2 separate regions of the Mus musculus genome follow, and region 1 is linked to region 2. The links are chromatin loops, found by intact Hi-C in ENCODE. Cell type or tissue: left cerebral cortex. All regions are shown on one strand. Each heading gives the region's core, and the rest is flanking DNA. Links, peaks and the distances in the headings are about the cores only. Region 1 overlaps Nell1 (NEL-like 1). Region 2 holds the start of Gm33015 (a long non-coding RNA gene).

Region 1 (13,003 bases), core at 2,689-10,688, 960 kb after region 2:
TGATGAATTTCCATCATTTGGTACATTTCCATTTCTTCCTTTATCCTGACTCATGTTCTATCCAAGGTGAGAACTTTCCCCATTGGTTAATACATCTATACTCTGAGAACATGTCCTTTACCTAAAGGTCCTCTTGAATTGTAACATTGCCTTATTTTTTTTCCACCCCATATCCTTAATTTCTTTCTAGACAGTGTCTTGGAAATTTTTATTTATACAATCTGTCTTCATTCCAAGATCACTCACTCACACTCTATTATATAGCCGTGATCTTTATTCAGTGTGCCCTCATATCCTCAGCCAAGCTCACAATGCAGTCTTATGTGCATCCTAAACAAGAGTCAAAGTGCAGTCCTACCTGCTAAGCCTAAGGTACTGACTTGTGTACATTGTCAGCATCACATCCTTAGCAAGGGCCACAATACAGCCTTCCAGGTGAAACCAATCCACATGGAGTACCATCTGACCTCTCAGTTCCCTTTTTCAAATCCTAGGCCCCTTCAGTTGAAAACAATATACTACTGATGGTTTTCCTATTCAGTTTCTTTGGCTGTTTTCCTCTTTCTCCTTAATTACTTATTTGCTGATTTGTCACAGGCTCTGGTCTGTATTCTCTCTGACGTGTAAGCCCATACATTTCTATACTTGTTTTGGTGCTAGGGACTGAGCACGGGACCTCATGCACAGTAAACTGTGTACTATCACTATGTTCTACATTCAAGTACTGAGTGTTTTTTTAGTGATACTCTTATCTTGACATCCTGAAAATGCACATCTTCCTGCCCAGTGCTGCAAAAGTTTCAGTTATGTGCATCTATTCAAGATGCAGTTATTTCCAGCAGAATTTCTAAAGATGCCTTCATCCATTTACCCAAATAAACAAATAATATCTGGGCAGTAAAGCCACCAACCATCCATGCCATTGAGTCAGAACCTGAGATCCAATCTCCGAAGACTTGTCTACCATCAGCAACTAAACCACATTGGTCTCCAGTACTGTAACCTTTAGCACAGACTAAGCATTCCTTTTCATTCCTCATTGACCTGATTCAGGACACTTTCTTACCTAGAACAATGTATTTGTAGGAATTTTCCACTCGAACTTTACCACAAAACCTTCCCAAAGGTACTAAACACCAAGTTCTGTACATTCTTCTTAATGCACAAGACCCTCCATAACATGGTATATGATATACTAAGGACCTGGAATGAGCCCCAGTGGACCATGTGCTAGGTCTGGAAACCAGTCTATGATACTACTGGGAAATGATGGACTTGTAGAAGTTGAGGTCTAGTAGATGAAACTAGGGCAATGATGACATGACCTTGGATGGGTTAGATGAACTCTGTCATAAGGCTACCATCCCATGATTTTAAGTGTCACAAACTCCTCTCCAATCTATTCTTCTTAAAAGATACACCTCTTCACAGGTCCAAATGCACAAGGAAATTGTACATGGAATCAAGGCTCCAAAACTATGAGTAAAGCTTTTCTATTTTTAAGTTGATTGCTTCATGTATTTTGAAGGAGTGGTAGGAAAATGACTGCATCAGTAAGTTTTCCTGTTACTGTGATATAATGTCCGAGAGAAAGTAACATTAGCTTATTTTGGTTTACATTTGGAGAGTCGAGTCCATCATAGCAAAGGAGTTATTTCAGCAGGAGCTGTAGGTAGCTGGCCACCTTACATTTGCACTCAGAAAGCAGAGAGCACTTAGTGCTACCTCTTAGTTGCTATCTCCATTTATTCACTCCAAGACCCCCACCTGGTCATTCCAAGTGGGTCTTTCAACCTCAATCAACCTAGTCTAGAACCTCCCTCACAGATACACCCAAAGTCTGGTCTCCTAGGTGATTCTAGAGCTTATTAATCAATATTAATGATTGTACGAACTAAAGCAGCTCATGGTCTTTTGTTCCCTCATACACGTATGACTTGTTTTTGGAGCTGTCCATTGAATCTGTCTCCACTGATCAGCATACCTCATCTTCTGTCCTGATTCTTGGTGATCTCCTCATATTCAACAAAACTCATCTTTACATTCCCTCAAAAAGCCTTCATTCAACCCCTTCTGTCTTTATCTGTTTTGTTTTGTGTTTAGAGACAGGCTGTGTAACCTTGGCTGCCTTGGAAATTGATCTGTAGATCAGGCTGACCTTGAACTCAGAGATCCTATGTTAAGATTAGTTTGAAAATTTTTGCCTTGGTTTGTATTTGCCACACTCACCTCAAAAGAAAATCTACATTTTACATTTTACATAAATACCTCTCAATTAGAATTTGTGTTTATTAAAGGAAAGAAAGAACCCTACAACTTATTCATATCAGAATTGTCAGACCTGAGCATGAAGCCTGCAGGAAACAGCCACTCGATGAACAGAACACTCAGTGGATATAGTAGAAGCAGATTTCCTAGCTCAGTTTTTGTCTTCAGAGATTTCTGCAGAGATAGATTCCTCTTGTCATATCAAGTCACACACAAATCATCCTTCAATCTAGAGTTCATCTCACTTCTTCCACAGGATAAAAACAAATTTATTTGAGATGTAGGCATTTGTAGGCATCAAAGACTTGAATAGATACAGAAGTAGGGTCTCAAAAACTATCCATTCCATCTTACCATCAGCAGGTCATTAAAACCCTTCAGATGAGTGTTTTCTCCACAATAGAACATATCTCAACCAAAACATTCAATAACATCTATGGAGTCACATGCCATATTATTTGGGCAATCTAGTTCCATTGCAGTTTTAATTACATTGTCCAGTAAATAGGAATCTAGGAAGAGATATGCATTTTGTCATACATGAGCTCTTTAGTGCAACCCCAGAGAATGGCTCTCAATCCTAGAGAAAAGGCTTGATAAACCAAAGGCTGCCTCCACGGGTTGAAAGTAGGGTTTTTTAATGGATGAGAACACTGTACAACCTTTAAAGAGAAAAAACAAAATGCTAGAGAATGGGTATAAATTTGAAGTCAGAAGACAGTCCTTAATGCAGCTCTTAACAGTGGTATAATCTTCAGAAATTGATCTTAACTTATGAGCTTTAATTTTCTCCCTAGAAAAATGAATAAAAAACTTAGCTCATTAACTTAGTATGTATAATTAGTATAAATAAGGTGATGTGAGCTATCTAGCTGTCTAGAAAAGTTGTAGACAGTAAGTAAATATTGCTTCTTTTTCCCCCTTCTTCATTCCACTTCCCCAAGTCTGAATGGTGATGGAATACAAAAGGACAGAATGATATATCTGTATCCTTGTCTTTGCCTTCTCAGTGCCTATGCATAGGGTCATGCTTGGTGTATAGCAAGTTCTCAGTAATCATCTATTTAAAGAGTTAATAAGGATTTTGTTACTTTCCTGTTGCTGTAATAAAACACGATGACCAAGGTAACTTATGGAGGAAAGTTTTTATTTGGGCTTATGGTTCCAAATGGATAGAGTCCATGATGCATAGAGCAGAGGCATCAGAAACAGTGACTGGAGCAGAAGTATGGAAGGCCATACTTCCTAAACCCATAAAACTAGTACTATGTACTGGGGATCAAGCATTCTGATATCGGAGCTGAAGGGACACACTATCATTCAAGCCACCACAAGATTGGAGTGTAGTCAAGGAAAGACTAGATACATGGTAGGCACTAAGCTTTGGGTTTGCTTCAATGAATATTAATTTATTCTCAACTATAACAGCTCTCTGTGCCTTACACACACACACACACACACACACACACACACACACCCCACACCACACTATTAATTCAGACACAAAACCCCAAACTGAGCTTTTCATTTTTTGAAAGCGTGTCTTCTAACCTCAGACAGACTAAATGAATGGTCCATCTGGTTAAATAAAAAAATTCTATTTAACACACTAGCAATTTTATGATTTATAAAATACCTGATAAAAACACAATTGCATTTTAAATGCCTGGACTGAAATCCATCTACTCTAAGAAGGTTAACAGGAACATTAAAAGTCCCAACTGCCTCGAGCCATCTGCCTCACCAGGAAGGACACATCACATGGGTTTCAGAAAAAATACTTTGCACAGTCACTATAAGGTATTACAAGGTAACAAATATAAAATTGCAGAAAGCCAACCAGGAATGATTGAGATTTCTTTGAGAAATTCTATGTAAATGCAGAAAAGCAGGGAAGCAATTGAGGCCAAACTCTAATATCATTCAGATATAATTAGGTAAAAGCCCCTGGGAATAGATATCCTTAAAATAATACAAAGATACAAAGTGCCTTATGCCTATGATATTTTATTCTCAGACTCATTCTTGGAAAGAAAATGAATCATATAATTTCCTCCTTGCATATTTTTGTTTAATTAAAAAGCAACTCATTTGATCGAATTTTAATTTTAAGGTCCATTTTATAGCTGCCAGTTTTAAAGATAAGCAGAAAACTGGATTCGATAAGATAAAACAGCAATAGCTGTCCAGCTAAGTGTCCTCAGTATTACCAGCATTTCATCAAGGTCAACATTATTTCAAGTCCCAGCTTTGTCATTTCCTCCAACTCCCAACAGCTCCAGAACTGTTCTGAAAAGAAAACAAATGCAGACTGCACTTTTCAGAAACATATTTGAAATGGTGTCTTTCAGCCAAACCAGTCTCTGCTGGGTCAAGGTTCCATATACACTTCACTTTGAGAAATGGACAACTTTAATCAGTGTCCACTGGAAACACACCACCTGCCAAGAACCCATAGTGGGACAGCCAGGCAAGAAGAGTGACAGAGAGGAGAGAATTGGGATCAGGAAATAGATTAAAATATAAATTTTCTCAAGCACTCGGATGCAACCACTGCCAGACCACAAACGTTATGTATAAACCAAAAGCTTTGTCCTCCCCAGTCACTCCTTACAGGGTGAAAATGTTCACAACTGTGGCTAAGCACAACAGGATCCTAGAAACTTGGTGAGTAGTCCAAATATTCCCGTGTTCCACAAATTCTGAGCCAAACTCATTCCCCACCAGGATCACGTATCCATACCCAGTAATTTGTGGACCAGGTCAGAGTCAAGTTGGGAAGAAACAATATGCTTACATCTGTCAGGAGCAAAGAATCCAAGGAGGGCAAATGATGAAGAAAAATATTTCAACAAAGAAAGACCTACCCAGGAATCTCACTTTCTGCAGCACATTACTTACATGCTTGAAGAGAGCAACTAATTTTCTTTTGCCAAAGTACTGTTCAACAGTAATGCTATTTCCACTTAACTGATACAAATGTGGCACAGAAAGGTAACATAAATTCATTAAGATTTCATCTCCATCTGAAGACTTCTAAGGAGGGTTTACTGTGATCATGGAACTAAGAACATAGTATTATCCTAACTAATCCCTACAAGAAGAGCAGGGCTGGTAGTCCATTGACACACTGAATTTCACAGTAGAAATTAGAGTGCAGAGAAGGAAAAATCACTTAATAAGGCCATTATAGATAAATGGCTAAGGATATACAGGATCTTTTTCAAATTCACATGCATCACCATGGAAACCATCACTACAGACTATAGACATGACAATTAGACACATTCCATGCCATACATAATCACACACACACACACACACACACATACACACACACACAACTTTTGGACCATATGCACATTGTGTCTAAATGCACCTACACACATACATGTAACCACACAATGTAACCACACAAATTATAAATGTGGCACACAGGCATACCATCAAACACACATGTACACACACACACACACACACATGCACGCATGCACGCACACGCACACCTACCTACCTGTTTGGTAGAAATTCTTGAGTTATCAACTGAGGAACAATTCTCTAATTTGATAAAGGATCTTGGTTCTAAAGCCAAAATCATTGGAGAAAACAACAGTAAAATGTCAATGTGCATCTTTCTAGACCAGAAGAACAGCCTGGCTGCACAGATGAGCCATGTGGTATTCACCTAGGTTTGAGAAAATTATCTAAATCTGGGTTGTATATATGATCAATCAATTTAGAATCTTTATGTAGAAGAATGGGGGGTCCTGGACCCCAGTATTCTCCCATATCAGAAAACTGGGATGTGGGGTCATTTAGTGTTAGCAATGCTTTTTTCTGCCCTTCCAGGATGCTTGAACACAAGCAACACACAAAAACCCACAGTGTGGAGAAGGCAAGAGGCTCTACTTTCACGTCTAGTCCCTCAAGCCCCTCTGCAGCCCTTCAGCAACAGGACAGGTGCACCAAGCAACACTAGGGGGCAGCCTTTCAGTTCAGCTAAAACTACAAAGCTGACAATGCTAAGCCAAAGCAGAAAGCCCTGGCTCCAGCAGGTCCCATGGCAACCTGGAAGCACCTTCTTGACTGTGTTATCTTGGTAAAAGATAATGGATGCTTGACAGTTACATAGCCTGACTAGGAGAAAGTAAAGCAAGAACCCAACAGACTCAGCTTCCCTTTTGTTCACAGGGCACCTTATAGCATCTTCTTAACATGCCCTTGCTACACAGGCCTCACTAGACTACAACAACACTTACCTTACTGCCACAGGACCTTTGTCCGTCACTCTTCCCCCTTCTTCCTGAAATATGCTCATCCTGTAGTGCCACGTATGGGATTCTTTCTTAATCCTCAAGCATAAGCTAAAAACCCACTTCAGTGAGCCTTCTTCCTGTCCCTAGTGACTTGCTGGAACTGCCCTGCTTGGTTTTCCTCAAAGCATTCATTACTGGTTGTGGCCATTGTCGTTATCACAACTTGAAATTGTCATTCTAGAAAACACACAGTGAAAACTGTCCTCTTACTCACATCTTCTCACCTACATTAGTTCCACAGGAGCAGGAACTCTGTTCATGTTCATCTTTCTCTCCCTAGCAACAGCACCTAACTTTCAGTCAGAGCTTGACAAATATCTGACAAAATGATAAGTCAAATGCATAATCAATGAGCAGGTCATTCATTTAGGTTGCAGGGAATCTAAAATAGGAGATCCAGACCCCTATGATATTTTGTGAAAGGGGTTGCCTAATGCCAAAGTTAAGTCTCACCTTCCCTTACTGGTCAGGTCACCAGTACCACAGCCAAATTCAGCCTATGTCAGGCAATGCCTGTGTTCTTAACTACTATGTGGCTATAGTAGGTGGGTGCCCTTCATAAGTACAATCAAAGTCACTATGTAAAACTAGAACAAAAACTATATGGTTTTCCCCTGGTGTTTTTTCTGTGAACTGTGGCATATAGAAGAAAGAAAGAAGGTGGAGTAGGTACCCTGGGACAACTGACCAAATGGAGCAAGCATCTATTGTATGTTGTGAAATTCAAGTTCTAAGACCACAGCATAGCCCTAAGTGCTACAATACAAAGAAATGTGGTATCATAGGGATCTAGCATATGCATCCCTGTGTGTGTGTGCATGTGTATGTTCAGGAAGAAGTGTGCATACATGGGAAGTCAGAGGCCAGCCTGTCATTCCTTGGGTACTGTCGACCTTGTTTTCTGAACCAGGACCTCTGTTGGCCTTATAGCTCACCAAGTAAGCTGGGATGCTTGTCCAGCAAGACCCAGGGGACTGGCTTGTCTCTGCCTTACCAGGACTGTGAAAGAAAGCATGACACCACGATTTGGTATTATCCATAGATCTGGGGGATAAAATTCAGGTCTTCATCCTTGTAAGCACTTTACTAACTGAGCCATCTTTACAGGTGCATATGTACAATTGTTTTAAAAAGAAAATTCACTACTTTAACTCAGAAGTTGCTGGGTCTTCTATTTTGGTAATATGTCATCAGAAATAAAACGCCTCAAAGGAAATTCAAACTGGTCCCCAACCCAACTTACTGACTCCATACAGATGAATCCACATGATAACGTGCAGAGGGATATTCCCTGTAATTAACTGTCAGTGGGAGAAAGTTGACTAATAGTCCATAGAGAGAAGCTGAGCCACACTGTCCATTAGCTGCCCAAGGACCAGTTGAGGGAAGGCTCATAAACCAGCTAACCTCTTAGGGTTTGCCATAAAAGTCACCAGCTGATCCTTTCCTTCCATGAATCTATAACCCAAAGAACAGACATAATGCCTGCCAAATCCTTCCTCCTCTCAATCCACTAAATTCTATTATTCTACATGAAATTCCAGACTCTTTCCCCACCTCTGTCTACCTAAGTTCTGGGGAGCTCAGAAGCCTCTTCAAAACAAGACACCCTTTTGTCCATATGTATAACTCCAACAATTACTTCCAATAGCCTTGTACCAGTTTCCTTTCTATAGCTGTCATAAAAATATCTGACCAAAAGCAACTTAGAGGGATGGATTTACTTAGCCTACACTTTCAGGTCACAGCCTATCACTGAGGGCAACTCAGGGCAAGATCTGGATTAGAATATTGAATAACCAAATTATGGAAGAACTCTGCTGTCTTACGTGTAGGGTCATGTTTTGTTAGCTTTTCTATACAGCTCAGGAACACTTGCACAGAGGATGGTGCTGACTGAAGTTGCCTGGGCCTTTCTGTACCAATTAAAAGTCAAAACAGTCCCCCACAGACATGCCTACAGGTCAGTCTGATCTGGGGGATCCCTCAATTGAGACTCCCTTCTCAAATGGCTCGAGGCTGTGTTGGGTTAACAATTAATGCTAACTACAATACACTGATTCTACAACTGGTTTTAGTATTTGGCTAAAGCTATCCTGATTTTCCCACAAGTGTTTTGAGTGTGTATGTCTATTTACAATAATCGATCCATTGACTTTATGACAAAGACAGGGTCAACTTCTGTATGTCTCAGTGTCATCTACACTCAAGGTTCCTGTCAAATTGTATCAAGAATGTTAACATGGGCAGTCAGAGGAGGCACAAGAGAGAGAAATGCTTGCCAGTGGGGCCTTAGCTTGAAGATAGTTATTTGCACAGTTTAACTCTCCTGTAGGTTATGGCTGGTAATGACAAACTAATCCAAAGACATTCCTTTTCAAAAATATTGGAGGAAATTGAAGAATATCGTAACACACAGGCATTTGCTACTAAATGTGAAGACCTTGAGAAAGCCTCAGCTTGTATCTTACAGCAGAGGTAAGACAGTCTTAAATGACCCTTGCACCATCATCCCTAGCTGAGAATCTCCTTCATTACCTTTCAAGGAGAGTTTTGTCATGAAATACTCCACAAAAACTGATGTAAGGAGTGCCACATACTACATCCCCTGCAGAGTGACTCAAAATAATCCTTACTAAAGGCACTGAGAAAACTTTAGTAAATCTAACTGCTGTTACCTCAGCATCTCCCATATCCATAGGCACCAAAGCCATTTTTCCAACAAGGGCTGTTACAACTTCGCAAAAAAATGTTTCCATGGAGTGTTGTTTTAGTTAATGCATTCAGTGTTATTTCTGGAAGCCCATGCCACCACCTGCCTCACTGCCATGAAGGTGGGGAGATGCACTTCTGGATACTTAGAGTGAGCCATGTTTTGCTGCTATTGTTGTTCTCTAATCTTCAGCACCGATGATCCTCCACTGACCACTGACGTACACACATTCTATTTTTTGCATCCATTCCTCTCCTGCCGGATCCAGAGCTTTGTCCCTTTGCAGGTTCCCTGCTGGCTGGCTCTCAATTCAGAGGCAGGAGGTGAGAAAAGCAATGCTGCCTCTTCCACTGGCAACAGCTTTAGAACAGCTCTGACCAGCTGTCGCAGCATACAGCCCCATATCTCTGTCTTCTGTGTGCCCTGCAACCCCTCTTTTCATCCTTCAGCCCTGAGAGTGATGATGGTTTCCTAACTCTGATTCTCCTGATTCATATCCTTCTAACTCCAAAACGTAGGCTCACCACAAATCCATTTGGAGATAAATTCTTGTTTTCCGTTCTAACTTTGGTTGATGGAGCAGGGAAGGAAACCATTAATTATTAATGTCTTCTGGGTTCGAGGAATTATACAAGATAATTGCATTCATGTGTCATATAATTTGATTCTTGTGACAACCTTTGATGATCAGTATTCTTGTCCTCATGAATGAGCTAAGAAGCTCAACACAGAGTCTCTTAGCTTATCTTGCCCAAGAGAAATAGATACAGAACCAGAGGACATTCTGGAATGCTACTTTCTGTAAACCTCTTTCTAAGACCCTGAACTAAACCTTGTTGGCAGAGTAGAGAAGAGACAGAAAAGGACTAGAGACAAAATAGAGTCAGCACCCCCTCCACAACTGTGATAAATAAAATTCACCCTTCCCCCCGTCCCAAGTTCAAATAGAATCATGAGGCTGCACGATGATGGGGCTCCTGATCCTGACTTTGCTCCAAGGAATGTACTATCTAAGACAAGGTCCTCCAATAAGGGAGGGGTCTTTTCCTAGATTTATGTTATTCAACACAACTAATACATGAGTCCCAAACCCAGCTTTGCATTGTATCTTTCTATAGTTGAATAAATAAGAAATAGTTTGGCACCATTAGTCTTTGCATTCTTTGTGGCTTAGGTGGCTCAGGCTCCTAAACCCCAAACAAGAGTGTTATCGCCCCCAGTTCTGCATCTGACTTGATTAAAGACTGCACAGCCAGACCTTATTTCTCAGCTGCTTAGATGTTCTCTTTCCATACCAGTTCTATTTCAAATAACCACACTCAAAGTTATCATTTGCTGATCCATTCATTTGTGTCAGTCACCTGACTGGTTTCCATGTCTCTGAGCTGGGGTTCTATAATTGATTGTCTGGATTCACAGCCAACTCATTCACTTATTAGTTGGACAAGTAGCTCAACTTTTCAAAGACTCGTTTCTTCCATTTTAAAAATGAAGGCAATAATAATGTCTGCTGATATAAAATACTGTTCTGTACTCAGCACATAAAATGATAATAGTGTTATTAATAAACATATATAGCTACATAACACTTGCTATGTGCCTGGCTCTGTTCCAAGTGCTTTGTAGGTCCTATCTCCATTATTTAACAGTCCTTTAAGGTAGATATTATTATTATTCTTTAACTTTTGGGACTGAGGAAACTGAGCCTCAGAGCGTTTGAAGAGATTTGCCTAAAGGCACATGTCAATATTCAGGAAGGCAGGCTTTTAGAGATGGAGAGAGGGAACAAACGTATAGTGTATGCTCAACAAATTTCTTTATCTCTGAGTTCAGGGCCTTCTTCTCTTGACCACTCACAGTGCGTTATTCTGCTGCAATGATCATTCCCACTTAGTATTCTGTTCAGACCAATTGTTCAGTGACTTTCTCTGAGCCTCTAAAGAAAATTTAGTTCTTGTAGTATACATCGCAGCTTTCCACCTGCTGTGACTACTTCATTCCCCATTATGCCCCGTGGTCAGTCAGTATAAAAGCAGCAGATACTGGGTCACAAAGGTTCATGCCTTCTCCTCTGTCCCCACTAACTCATCCTATTGAGATGAGGTCCTAGTCACAGAGTAGGAAAGAAAATCTCACATCAGAGTTGGGATACTTATGCTGTCACATAAATCAGTATTCTCAAAATCTCCCTCCATTACTGACATATTTCAAAACCTAGAACCTCACTGTATTGGGTTGCAACAGGTTACTGATGCAGTGATAGCCTTGAACATAAAAAGAAAGATGCAAGGATGTGAGCATGTGTACACATCTCATGGTCTCAAGTCACTTGAATCAGTTAGAGCATAATATCCTACAGAGATTGTGGGGAAATGCAGGCTGGTCTCCAGTTGAGCTGAGGTCTGAACCCTGAAGAGTGATAATTCACCTAAATGACATGGTAGGTGTTCCCTTATGCTCTTGGAACTCTGGCTCCTGCATAAGTTACTGCCCCCCACAGCCCCCATAAGAGAAGCATGGTCAGTAGTCATGTAGGCAATGGCCCAAGCTTCTGACATTCAGGCTAAACTCCTCCCCAGTTACCTAGCAACAATAAGATAAGTCAGCATACTATAGAAGGGGCTTTTAGACCCCCACCTCGCTTTCTCACTCCTTTGTTCTCTTACCTCTCACTTCTCTCACTCTTCTCTCCTCTTTCCTTTCTCTTTGTCTTCTCCTCTCCTCTTTCCTCTCCTCTCTCCCTCTTACTCTCTTTCTCTCTAGCCTTTTCCTTCCTTCCTTCCTTCCTCTCTCTCTCTCTCTCTCTCTCTCTCTCTCTCTCTCTCTCTCTCTCTCTCTCTCTCTTTCTCCCTCCCTCCCTCCCTTCTCTCTTTCTCCCTGCATTTCTATAATAAAGCTCTAAAACCATAGAGAGTCTCTGCTCATCAAGATCCGCTGCACTCACTCTGGACAGTGCTGGGAACCTTTTCCCTCATCCCTCTCTCCTAATAATCCTGGAGGCTTTAGCAAAGTAGCTCTGGGGTTCCCAAGTAGGGCTGCCCCTTGACCACCCCCTGAACAGTGGGCCAGAGGCTGAATGCCCATCCAGGGATGAGTGGAAGGTAGACAGCAGCCCTCCCACTTCTGACAGACCAGAGAATAGGTAAAACTCTGGCAGAGTGTGGGTTTTCCCCTTCCCTGTCTTCCCCTGGGCCCCTTCTTAGTTCCCAACAAGAGATGAATAGGCAAGAAAGCTTTGGTTTCCATCTAACCTCCACATGGGCAAGAGCTTGCCCCAGTTTTTCTCTTTATCACTCCATGCCCTGAAGCCCATCATGGAGCCCACTCATGCTCCCCTGCAAGCACATGCACTGCTGCACACTTGCTGATCCTTTGAGCACAGTTCACATTCCTTAACTTCACGCATTCTCTATGCAACATCCATATCTCGTGCCCCTTGGTCACTCTGTTCTTCACTTATTTTAAGGTGTTTTTGTCCTTTTCTTCCTTTCAAATTCAACTTCATACTTCTCCATTTTCTTGAGTCTATTCTATCTCATCCTCTTTTTATACTTTCTGCTACCTGTGAGCCCCACCCATGGTTTACTTTCTTGTTCCCTGTCAGTGCACCAGTCCTAACACAGATCACTTATACATAATCAAAACAATGTGTCCTTTATTATTTCTGGACTCTCACTCAGTTCTGTTAAGGCACAGATGGATACGT
Region 2 (13,003 bases), core at 2,941-10,940:
GTTACAGACACATACAGACTAGAAGTTTGCCAGAGTCCTATGCTTGTCACATGACTCAGAACATTAAAGCCATTGCTATCCCTAAATTTCCCCTTTAACTTGTTTTTTGTTTTTTTGAACATTGGGAAAAGCATTGCGCTCATTGCAATACATGAAGTATCACAAAGAAACAGATGGTTAGAATCGGACTCCTGGGGTTGGAAAGTTGGCTCAACATTTAAGAGTGCTTGCTGTTTTTCACAGAGGACCCAAGTTTGGTGCTCAAAACACATGGCATGGCAGGTAGCTCACAACCACCTGTGACTTCAATTCCAGGAGATATAATATTCTTTCTGGCTTCCATAGTCATTTTACCTATACTCCTGTCTGTGCACATACTCACATACAGATGCATATATATCATCAAAATAAAAATAAATCTTAGCCAGGCGTGGTGGTGTATGCCTTTAATCCCAACACTTGGGAGGCAGAGGCAGGAGGATTTCTGAGTTCGAGGCCAGCCTGGTCTACAAAGTGAGTTGCAGGACAGCAAGGGCTATACAGAGAAACCCTGTCTCGAAAAAAAAAATCTTTATGTCAGAATCATGGATTAATTCAGAATGCATAAATGGAGACCTCCTCAAGTATTTTGATTCTATATATGTTTCAGATTTAATGATGACTGAGAGAAGGTCTAACAATTGCTTTTATTATCTACTTTTCAGTATATTCTGAGGCAGGTGCTGAGAAAATTATTGTGTGAGTGGACCATAACTTCAATGCCCAGTGTTGTCAAGGAGAAACATAAGTTCCTGTTGGGGAGGGATTGTCTTGTGCTCAGTAAATATGAGACTGATAATTGCACTGGTGTTCCAGCCCTAAGTGCAAACTCTATAGTGCCTGCCAGTATCAGTAAAGATATTTAACATCTCCAATAACCCAGGAGATCATTTCTAGAAAGGTCAGGTGGGATACTGCAGGTTGTATTCTCAGTATGGTGCCTGCATATGCTGAGTCCCAAATAATTGTTTGCTCTTTAATTATTTTGAATACAGGACTTGACACAATGTCATAGACTAGCAAGTCCTCAAAATATATGTGCTAAATAGTCTTGTAGGCTGTACCCCTGGAAGAAGGAACCTGTAGGACTCTGCCTGTCTTTAATGTTGTTGTTCCAACATTCCCTCTCTAACCATTCCAATGGCAATCCCATCTTAACCTAAAGCTCTCTATTGATTTATCTGTTTCTTATATTTTGGTTCTGCTAATTTTGGTCTGTTTCCCTATTCAGCTATATATTTGAGATGGCATGTTTGTAGGTTTCTTTAAGTTATTTCTACAGCACATCAAGCAATTGCTGACACATAGCAGGCATTAAATACACACTAGGTACAGAAATTCAATTTGTGATCCACTTTTCTTTTGTATGATATGCATAGTTTCAAGTGATTTGGATATTTTCCTCCTTTAAAAATGGCAAGATATTTTTAAAATGCCCTATCCAATGATGGTCAATGAACAGCCTGGTGATCATGCTAGACTCCCAACTTGTTCAGAGTCTTCCTCACTGGGGTACTGTTATATTTTGGCTCTCATCCTAAAATGTGCTCTCTGGGGATGTTGGTCACTCGGTTCATTGCTGTAAACAAGTGCATAGAAAATGAGCTGAAAGGAAGAGGTGTTAACTCTGCTCATGGCCTGATGGTATAGTCAATAGTATCAGGAAAGCCATAGTGGTAGGAGTGGCTTGCACCTGTGCTGGGGTGTAATATTGCTGGATCATATCTGGGCACATCCAGAAACAGAACATAGCTAGTTCTCCAATTTGACTCTTATTCCATGTGAGGATTTATTCTATAGGGTGATGAAACCAGTATCCAGGACAGATCTACCTCCTTGCTTTAGATATCTCCAGAAAGTCCCACAGGCATGCTGTACAGGTGTATTTCATGAGTGAATCTTATTGAAGCCAACTTGACAGTGAAGAGCAACCATCATAGCTTCATATGCAAGTAACATGTTCCTATGTATGGTGATTTTGTTTGTTGAAATACTTCTTTAAGTGTTTGGAGGAAAAGGAATCCAGCAACAATAATACCCAAAGATTATGGAAAATCTCACTTGGATTCCTCAGCCCAAGCATGAAGTTTTGTACTGTGTTGCCTGTCATTGTCTTCAGCCTCCTTATCCACATAAATCACTTCAACTTGCTTGGGTTATTACTTCTGGCCACATTGTCCCCTGGATCAGAAACAAATGTTCATTGAAAATGAGTTTCCAAGGTTTTAAACATAGCAAATGTCACCATCAGCATCATTTCAGTTATTCTGAATTTCAAGTACATCCAATTCACTATTTCACTTCTTAATTAATTAAGTTAATATTACATTTTCATGATAAAACAATCAAAACATCATTCACGTAAAATAAAACTTGTATCCGTTTGTCTATTTGTCAAACACAAAAATATTTTGAAAATGCTTTTTTGTATATGGTCAGGGATTTCACCTATATTAAAGGGTATGTTATATTATATATGCATATTTGCAGGAGTTACTTCAGAGGACAAGATAGCTATTTTTTATTTGGTAACTCATGTCTGTTTTTCTTATCAATTATTGTAACTCTTATTGCATGCAATATTTTAGGATTTTTCAACTCAATGTGCTGGTATAGATTTATTATACCTCTCATTATGTCCTAGATAATTATCACTCATCCTTCCTGGTTCATTTTCACTTTTTGTTTCATATTTCACCCACCTTCCTATGCCTCATTCTATTCTCTGCTACACCTCCCCTAATGTTTTACAAGTATACCAGTTCAATAAGAGTAGATAGGTGCCATGGAAACCAGAGAGTATTTTATAGTGGTTCTGTATGAAAGTCAACCCTGTGCTTTAATGATCTCTCCATGTTGCTGTTAATTTCTCTGATTTGTTGTTTTTACAACCATTCAATATTGCATAAGCAACATTCTGTTAGAGAACAAGAAAGACCACCTTACCCAGTATTCGTTTAGTTACCATGTAATGGCATTTGTCTCATCCTTGTGGATGGAGGAGGAACATAATTGAGAGGTGGTGTTAGTTCATGGGAGGCATACAGCACTCAAATGCCCAGTGTTTTAGAATCACTGTACTGTAGTAAATTCTGGAATTCATCAAATAAAGAACAAAATTTAATGAATTATTTCCAATTGTATTTTGCAATGTGATGTTTCTGCTTGTGTTATCAAGATAGGAGGTTGTATTTGAACTGGATTTGCAATGTGTACTGAACTAGAGAACATGCTGGATATAATGTATAACTCATAAATCAAAATTCCCCGAGAAACCCACATCAAGCTTTTCCCACCTTGAAACCTGGTAAATACTGTGTGAAGCCACAGGATAAAGAGAGAGACCGCACAGAGAGAAGCATCCATGATAGCCAGTATGCACAGAGGACTCCATGAAGAGAGAGACCTCCATAATAGATAGAAAGACTGAATGCTAGTTCCCATGGATGCCTCTATGCAGGATGAGAACTCACAGAGAATGTCTTCCATGATAGCCAGTATCTATGGTCAGATATAAGAACAGAACCCTGTTAGATCACCTTGCCTTAGCTGATTTGTCATGAGATCACCACAGGTTTAGTGATCTCAGACAAGTTCCAAAGGAAAACTTCCCTAATGCACTCAGGTCAGGATGCTGGTCACAAACACTGAAACAGATGATGGCTGTTGATTTAAATCTCCAACTTTCTGGTGTGTTTATAAAGCAACCATGGCAACTGAAATGGTTGTGGTAGTACAGCTTTTGCTTTGTCCTGTCACTATGACAACTGTCTCATTCTGGAAATGTAGAATGCTGAGATAATTTCAGTTATACTACCTTGTGTATATGAGGTTCTTAACAACCTATCATCTATTTATATTTTGGGCATAAGATTTCTTTCTAATTACTTAGGGTTGTATCTGTAGAATGCATTCCAAATGGTAGAAGCACTAGGATAATGGGAATTATATATACATACACATACACTATACAGAAACAGTTTAGCTGGGACATTAATTACAAATTAACTAGGACATACAACAAAAGACAAAACACTATTGGACCACAGTCTGAACTCTGGTCTACAAATGGCAGAATCCATGGAGCTAAAATCTACTTTTCATTGAATGAACATCTGTATATTTTAAAATTATCTCAGAGAATTTTATACATGCATACAATGAAATATGACCATATCTACCTCCAACTCTCTACAGGTCCCTCCTTACACGCCCCTTCCAACTAATCCTCTAGATACAGTTAGTGTTGGTCATAGGTGCATGATAGTAAGGCTATTCATTGGAAAAATTATAAAGCTACAATTGCCACATTGTCAAAAATGAGTGATTATCTCTCCTCCAGGAACAACCAATTGCCTAAACCTCCTCATCAATGGGTGGGTTAGAGATTGTCCACTTCATCTGTGCTGGGATTCCCCCCCCCCCAGTGGTTGTGTAGATGACCATACCTGCTGTAAGTTCATGAGCCATGCTAATTCCTGAAGACAAAGGCTCACAGCACTCCTACCCACCCTTTAGCTCTTACATTTTGGGTCCCATCCTCTAGGCAAGATCTGTAGGTAAACCCCCATGACCCTTCATCAACTGAACACAAGTTACCTATAAAACGAGTGCAGACTGAACACAGGTTGATCTGGGTTCAGATTCTATCTGTGCAGAAAACCAAAGCATTTGGGGGGGGTATTTTGTAAATCTTCTTTTTTTCATGAGTAAATATGGACAATGACAATATACTCGTGGCTTTATTTCAAATAGAGTTCCACATCACAGTCAATTACAGAAGGGACTCATCGGGGCAGAGATTCAAGGCAGGAGGTTGGAAGCATGAACTGAATGTTGCTTACTGGCTGTTTCCACACCACTTCATCATCCTGCTTTAAAAAAAAAAAACTGTACCCCAGGACCACCTGCCTGGGGCGTAGCACTACCCACAATCATCCAGGTTCTTGCAAAATCAATCATCAGTCAAGAAAACACCCCACAAGCCATTCTGCTGGGGGCTATTTTCTCACTTGAGGTTCCTTCTTTCCAAATAGCTCTAGCTTGCATTAAGTTGCCATAAAACTAGCTGACACAGAATGTAGCTGTTCACATTTCACCTGCAGACAAGAAGTAGGCTGAGAGGGAGAGGGAGGGAGGGGGGAGTAAGGAGAGAGAGAGAGAGAGAGAGAGAGAGAGAGAGAGAGAGAGAGAGAGAGAGAGAACAAGTACACCAAAGGAGACAAAAATACTATTTAGAATATTTAGCATTAAAGTTTGTTCATCATTGATTTTCAAATTTAATTCTTTTTGGACAGTTGTTTTCACTTTATGCTTCTCTTTATCCCAGTCAAGATTTAAAGATCACATAGTTGGTTAGAACACTAGTATATTGGTAAAACAATTCAATCCCTTTAATACAGTTCTGGGAGCCATTCTTCACTGGCCTTGCCAACAGCCTAATCGGTTATTGTGCCTTTCTTGGGTCCAGCATGCTTTGGTTGAGATGTTTATAATGTATCTACACACTCAATACAAATTAAGTCTTACAATAGAGATGACGCTTAACGCAATTCACCTTTAAACCTTAAAACTATTTGACTGGTTATCAAAAAGGGAAAAACGTTTAACCTCATTAAAATAACATTTATTCTAGAATTTTATTGTTTAATTTTGGATGTGTTCAACTCAACTATTTTGATGTTAGATATGAGTGGCAGCAGAGTATAATAAATGAACCATGCAATGCACAAATTCTCTGCTAAGTAATAATTACACACAAATTACTCTTTCAAGGAGCAATCTAGTTTTCCTCCTGCCTGCCCTGAGCTCTCCAGTCCTGTCACTTAGAAACACATGGGCTTTGTGAAGATTTAAGGTGTTATAAAATCATCCTCTTATTTTCCTGTTACTATTCACTTGTAGATTCTAGGAACTTTGGATAATGAGTAGGTAACATTTATTCTATTAGAAAACTTTAAAATTTTTATTATTATTAAAAAGCTTGCAGATAAAGATATCACATGATGTTTCATAAGAGATGGTACAACGCTTATTCTTTTTCTGTCAGGGAGTTTTTGTTGACGTCATTGTTCTAGTTTGGTGGTGAATCACTGAGTAAAATATATTTGATGGTGAAAATGAGACATTTGATGTGAAGTCTCACAGTGTTCATTCCAAATGTCAACTCCAACTGTATAGAAGGACTTCAATGAGTTGTTTTGGGTTTGGTTAATTTGGGTGTGTAGTGTTTTTATTCTATAGAAAATTTAAACCGAAAATGTACATTCCTGAGATTACACATGTAAATAAATGTATTAATTTCACCTTATTTTAGCAGATCAATAAAAGTCTTCTTCTTTTTTAAATTGTTAATTATAAAATGATTTGCTCAGGGCCACTGCTAATGTATGATTTAGTGAAAAGGTCATGATCACTAGTGCAGTTCTTAGAAGCTGAATTAGATGGAGTCAAGTGATCAGGTCTTTAGTGTTGACTGCCCACTGCCTTCTCATTCCACTAATATTTACTACACATTGGAACTGGATTTGGATAACATTTTGTGGAGAAAGTGTATTGAGAGAGAGAGAGAGACATTAAAAATAAAAAGGCCAAGATTAAGGAGAAAATAGATAAAAGAAGCTAGAGACTGAACAGGAAACAAGTCTGGGACTCTTCAGGGTGATGGTTACAGGTCTGGGTTTGAAACATGCAGATGCAGAATGGGCAGTCTCCTGCGTTGGTGCTTACTGAATGGCTTCAGGTGATTTGCTCCTGTGTCTACTCCTCAGATTTCTTAACCCTAAATATGAAGAGTGGCCTTCTAAAAACTTCAGTCTTATTGTTGTTCCACCTATAGGGTTGGAGACACCTTCAGCTCCTTGGGTGCTTTCTCTAGCTCCTCCATTGGTGGGCCTGTGTTCCATCCTATAGATGACTGTGAGCATCCACTTCTGTATTTGCCAGGCACTAGCATAGCCTCACTTGAGACAGCTATATCATGGTCCTTTCAGCAAAATCTTGCTGGCATATGCAATAATGTCTGGGTTTGGTGGCTGATTGTGGGATGGTCCCCGAGTGGGGTAGTCTCTGGATGGTCCATCCTTTTGTCTTAGCTCCAAACTTTGTCTTTGTAACTCCTTCCATGGGTGTTTTGTTTTCTCAGAGCTCGTGTCTGTAGCTGCATATGTAGAAGAAGATGGCCTAGTCAGCCATCATTGGGAAGAGAGACCCCTTGGTCTTGCAAACTTTATATGCCCCAGTACAGGGGAATGCCAGGGCCAAGAAGTAGGAGTGGGTGGGTAGGGGGGCAGAGCTCAGGGAGGGTATAGGGAACTTTTGGGATAGCATTTGAAATGTAAATAAAGAAAATATCTAATAGAAAACAAACAAACAAACAAACAAACAAACAAACTTTAGTCTTCCTGAAATTTGCTGGAGGATATCTGCACAATATCCACTACATGTGTCTGGAAAGAAAACATGCCAAGTGTGATGAAGGGTGAGAACATGCCTTGATTCTGATTGCATGTAGTCAGAGCTGATGTGCCAGGCAGGGCTACCCAGGATGACAGGACTAAAGTAAAACAAATCATTTGCAAAGTGATTTCCTGCTGTGCTAAGCTGCCCACTGTGGATACTTGTTAACTAATATAGAGCAGACCTTACCATTGTGAGTGGCAAATTCTGTTACATCACAAAGGACATTGTGTGATATTAATAAATGGGGGGGAGGGAGGCGTGCAAAGAAAGCCTAATGATGTAATGGAACCACCAATCCTTGCAACTGAGGAAGACAGAGAAGTGCAGCATGATTTGGTATGTTGGGCCAAAGGAACAAGTGTCCTCTGGGACAGTTAACTCACATTCATTAAAGAGGTTCAAGCAATGCAGAGAGTGGCTTGCCTAAAGAGCAACACAATATATTTTAAAAATTGCGACAATGTCTTTATAGTCTAGTCCAACCTCAAATTTGGTATGTAACCAAAGATGACCTTTAATTTCTCATCCTCCTGCTTCCATTTCAAAAGTGCTGGCATTATAGACATGTACCACCACGCCAATTCATGCAGTGCTAGGGATCCAAATCAGGGCTTTGTGCCCAATAGGCTAGCATAGTTTCATGCAATATGTAATACGTAGTATGTCGGGTGCCTGCTGTATACAGTGTTAGAGACTGAAGGTTGAGCAATAAATGTTCACAAGACAGTTAACAAGAAAACATAATCTTAAGTAATCTCTCATTTTCTTTGATCCTTTTAAGAATCTAGGTATTGGTAAGAATTCCCTTATTGTTGAGGTCAAGGTCAACTTCTCCTAAAGGCTCTTTCTTATGGTATTTATCATGACAATTTCATGTTAGTCTTTTGTTGTTTACAGTGCTGGGTCTGAACCTAGCTTTGTGCATATTTGGTAAAACCTCCTTCACTGAGCTACATCCCTAGTTCTTTGTGCTAGATTTTTATTACTTAGGATACAATAAATTTACATGTTGTGACCTCTCTTTTCCCTAAAACACTGAGTGTGAGTGTGAGTGTGAGTGTGAGTGAGTGTGAGTGAGTGTGAGTGTGAGTGTGAGTGTGAGTGAGTGTGAGTGTGTGTGTGTGTGTGTGTGTGTGTGTGTGTGTGTGTGTAACTTCACGTGAAGAGGGTTGCCCATTTCGCTAAGCTTTGCCAGGTAAGTAGGCTTCCTGGAGTCTGCCTGCCTCCATCACTCATCTCGATTATAGGCGCATGCTTCTGTCACACCTAGCTCTTTATGGGGGTCTGAGGCTCCAAACTCATGCCCTCATGCTGGAACGGTAAACACCATCTCCCCAGTTCTACATTACTTGTACTTCAAATTCTGTTGGAGGACGATGGTTTCCTCTGATCTGTTTCAGGAGGTTTATACTTCTTTATAGAATTATTCCAGTGTGTGTGGCCCATTAAAAATAATTTGTAAGGCTACAACACACTTTGTAAATGGTCTTTGTAAACAAAAAGTGTCTGTTATATGCCCATGGTCCCCAAGTTATTCAATATACATTAAAGAAAGTTAATGGTCCTAGAGGGAACTTTGTTTGGGAAAGGGATCTAAGCTAAGTAGTGGGCAGTGGTCACTTTGGGAAATCAGGAACAAGAAAGCTTCCGGTGTTTTTGGAAGCTTTCTTGCTCTCAGCCTTACTAGTAAGATGGAATATGAAAGGTCTCCTACCATCACCTATAGGCTCAGACATTTGAACACTTGGTCTCCAGTTGGTGGTACTGTTTGGAGAGGTTCTAAACAATTGAGTCTCTCTAGAGGAAACACATCACTGGGGGATGGCTTTGGGAGTTTATAGCAGCCTCTTCCAACTCTGCTTCCTGTTTACAGTTAAAGGTAATATTTTCAAGATTCCTGCTCCTGCCACTGTGTCTGCAGCTTGCTGCCATGCCACCACCCCACCAGGATGGACTATTATCGCTCTGGAACCTTCTGGGCTAAATTCTTCCTTCTATAAGAAGCTTTTGGCTGGGTACTTCATTACGGCAATGGAAGAGTAACAAACACACCGATTGTATTCTTTCATTTCTCCAGGTTTGTTGCTGAGCAGGCCCTGAAAGTGCCCTTCTTGAAATGTTATCTGAAGCTCTGTGACCTCAGGCAATGCTCATTTTCCATGCTTGAGTAGTTCTGTTTTAGATGGACTTCTTCCAGCTGGACCAAGTGACAGAAGCATTTCTTAGGATGAGAAGGTTCAAACATCTTGCTTTGAAATGAAATCCCAATGCAGTTGCATTAAGCCAACTTTCAATGTCTAGTTCTTAACAGACTTTAGATTTTATAAACTACTTTCTTACCTACAAGAAGGTCTGAGCACCACATACCCTCACCACCGAGGGTAAGTTAACATTCCTCTTGCAAATTATGGCCTTCTTTGACTAGAATAGATTTAGAATAAATGTTTGCTGCCAAAGAAGTCACTTTGGAATGTTATTGCTTCTTTTTTATTTAGTTGGCAGATAAGTATTATGCATATTCTAGGAGTACAAGGCTATAGAATATGGATTCTCAAGTGCAGTACTTTAAGTACTAACTGTCCTTTGGGTGCAACCTGAAATTAATTCACATAAACAAGCACAGTGTCTATGCCCATAAACATAATCTACATATAATGTCATACTTATATGAGATCATTTTAAAGCACAATACCACACAGAAAGTAAGTTTATAGACTCTCCATAGGGTAAAATCCTTTAAGGACATTATTATTATTATTATTATTATTATTATTATTATTATTATTATTTACTACCTTTTAGTTCCTCATATCCAGAAGGCATCATTAGAATGGAGCTGACAGGAGTAAGTAGGAGTTGTTTATTACACAGAATCGCAAACAACAAATTTCAAGTCTGCCTCTTTTTCTTCTCCTTTGTCACCTTAATTTTATTGAAGGTATAAGTTACACCATCACATGCTGGGTTATCTGAACTGAAATAAAGGCCAGTGTGGAAAGTGCTCACAACAGCTCTCTATGTATGGGTAGACCACAAATACAAAATCAGGCATGCTGCTTGACATGAGCCCCCAAACTTACCAGCACATAGAATACCCTTTGTTATCTTGTCATTTGGCATATGAGAGTTCAGAATGTTCCTTTTTTTTTTCTTTTAGCTTTGAGAATGTACATCTTAAATGGCTGTTGAAGAGGTTCCCATAGAACCAGTAAAGTTGTGTGTCAGAGTAACTCTTATTTTCAGAAATACCCTTGACTAGACTCTGTGAGGTCTTTAGGGAGAGAAATTGGATCCTGTTCATTTTTGCATCCTTGCCATCCCAGACTTAGAAACACACTCAGAAAAAACATCGTATACAAGGAAAATCCACTGAATACAAAGCACTGTGGTGGAAAACAAAAGTCAATGTGGTCATTTAATTTTTGTCCAACAGAGGACGGATGGGATCTGCCTTTCCTCCATGAAGCTGTGTGCTGAGTGTGTTTTAAAGCTGTGAGATCTTGAAGCTTGGTACAGTCACACAATGAGTGTCAACAATGCATGTAAAAGAACATTTGCTATGTTCCTTTCTTTTTTTTTTTTTTTTTATTGACCTGAGTAGGCTTAGAGAGCAAAGATTAAAAGGCACTTGAGAAAAAAGTGAAGTTGAGGTGCATGGGCGGATTGGGGTTCATGGTTGCTGTGCTTTTGTAGGCAGAAGAGCTGCCAGGACACCAGTGCTTCCTTGATTCAGGAATAATGTCTGCCAAAGGAGAATAGAAGGGGTGGCCAAGGTCATGAAAAGTCAGGACTTGATGTCCTACTGTAAGATGGAAGATGGAGTGCTCACTGACTGAAATTAAAATCACTGTTTCAAGAAACTTGACATAGGCAACTGTGATCATTTGATGTTGTGCCGTCAAAATGATAATGAATGAAACTAAAATTACAGACACACACACACACACACACACACACACACACACACACACACACACACACAGAGAGAGAGAGAGAGAGAGAGAGAGAGAGAGAGAGAGAGAGAGAGAGAGAGAGAGAGACTTTCCAGTTGGAGATGATATAACACAGGAAAGAGAAGTAGAGGGACAGGGATAGGGAGATTGTCTTCTGCACTCATTTAGTGTATCTTGCATTGCATATGTTGTATAGAGGGACTGGATAGCCTATCAGAGACCTTGTCACCAGAAAAGACTCATTCTCCCTCCCTCAGAAATAATTAATTGGTTATAGCTCATCATCTGGGGCTGGGACCTTGTGAAAGTTCCCATGTGCACACTGTCATGCTAAACATTGTCTTCACGTGGGACTAGTTTAGGTAACCATATAGTAGATTTTATGGGTGCAGCTTTTTTTGTCATTTCTAGCAGGTGAATTTATCAGGTGGCATACTTACGATCTTTCCATCCTTTGTTCTGTGATGTTCCTTAGGTAAAGAATCTGTGTTCTAGACACACTCACTGGGGCTGGGCATCCCGTAGTCAGTCACTTACCCTTAGATGCAGATTCTTGAGTAAAGGAAAATCATGGCTGAGCAATGGCCTAACTGATTCTGGTGACAGCAACACTTAATGCTTTTATACTTAACACCAAAATGACAGTTTGGTGCCATGGTGGTGCATGTCTGCATCCTTGGCACATAGGAGGCTGAGGCAGGAGGTTCAAGACTTCTGACTCAACAAATTGTATGTCAGCCTAATTAAACCACGATAACCATGAATTCAAAACTCTAACCATGATGGGCTTTTCAATGCCATGCCTTCAGTGGAGGGCTGTGGTAACCTCCAGACTAATTCTAGTTTTACATTAGTTCTCATTTTTCTCAGTTCAGGGATGTCACTTTTGGATAGTCACCAAACACCTCTCACCTTTGTATCCTTCTTTGGAAAATAGTGATGATAAATTTACCAGCCTGTGCTCTCATGAGAATTAAATGCACAGTATATATTAAAGAAGAGGCACTCTCCTGATTTATAGTTGTGTTCAGTATCATTTCTTTTTAAAGATTATTAAAAGCAAATGTCCAGCAGTATCGATCTACAGGTATAGATTAAGAGTAGTTTTATTGCTATGTTCATTTAGCACTGCAGTTCTCAACCTGTGGGTTGCATCTCAGATATCTTGCATATCAAGATGTTTACATTATGATTAATAACGGTAGCAAAATTACACCTATGAAATAGCAACAAAAATAATTTTATGGTTGGGTACACCACAACATGAGCAACTGCATTAGCAAGTTGCAGCATTTGAAAGGCTGAGAACCATTGATTTAGCAGAATATTAATAGTGGGGCCTCTGTGGCCTATGGCCTATCTAGTTTCAGGGGTTTGGTCTCATTAACAGTGTCAGGAATGGGTTACATATCATGGAGAGGTCCAATCAAAAAGTATTTGGCTACTCCCATAATATTTTTGCAGCTGTTGCACAAGTATATCTTGTAAACAGGTTTTGTCGATTGGTGAGACAGAGGTTTATTTTTCTCCTCCAGTAGTAGTTTACATTG

What was found. Hi-C counts contacts between places; a loop is a spot of excess contacts. Peaks named below come from ENCODE experiments on the same cell type or tissue, not always from the same donor. Only the 100,000 strongest peaks of a DNase experiment are listed, where the experiment ranks them.
Region 1: a loop joins it to region 2, with 4 times the contacts of the local background. A loop is called at or near these places in 2 of 42 quality-filtered maps.

The regions. Positions count from the first base shown.
Region 1 is chr7:50,478,765-50,491,767 of GRCm38, reverse strand. The region is part of intron 13 of Nell1 (NEL-like 1); the gene reads right to left. Among named protein-coding and RNA genes, the nearest start is that of Nell1os, 91 kb to the left of the region's middle. In left cerebral cortex, for the core only: a CTCF peak has its summit at 6,256 (motif pointing right); DNase peaks (open chromatin) are centred at 6,263, 9,404 and 9,574; H3K27ac peaks cover 341 bases.
Region 2 is chr7:51,438,857-51,451,859 of GRCm38, reverse strand. Gm33015 (a long non-coding RNA gene) reads left to right here and starts at 7,785. Exons shown (of 3, transcript XR_391461.1): 1 at 7,785-7,836; 2 at 9,374-9,379; 3 at 9,578-9,970. In left cerebral cortex, for the core only: no CTCF peak of the experiment used is centred there; no DNase peak of the experiment used is centred there.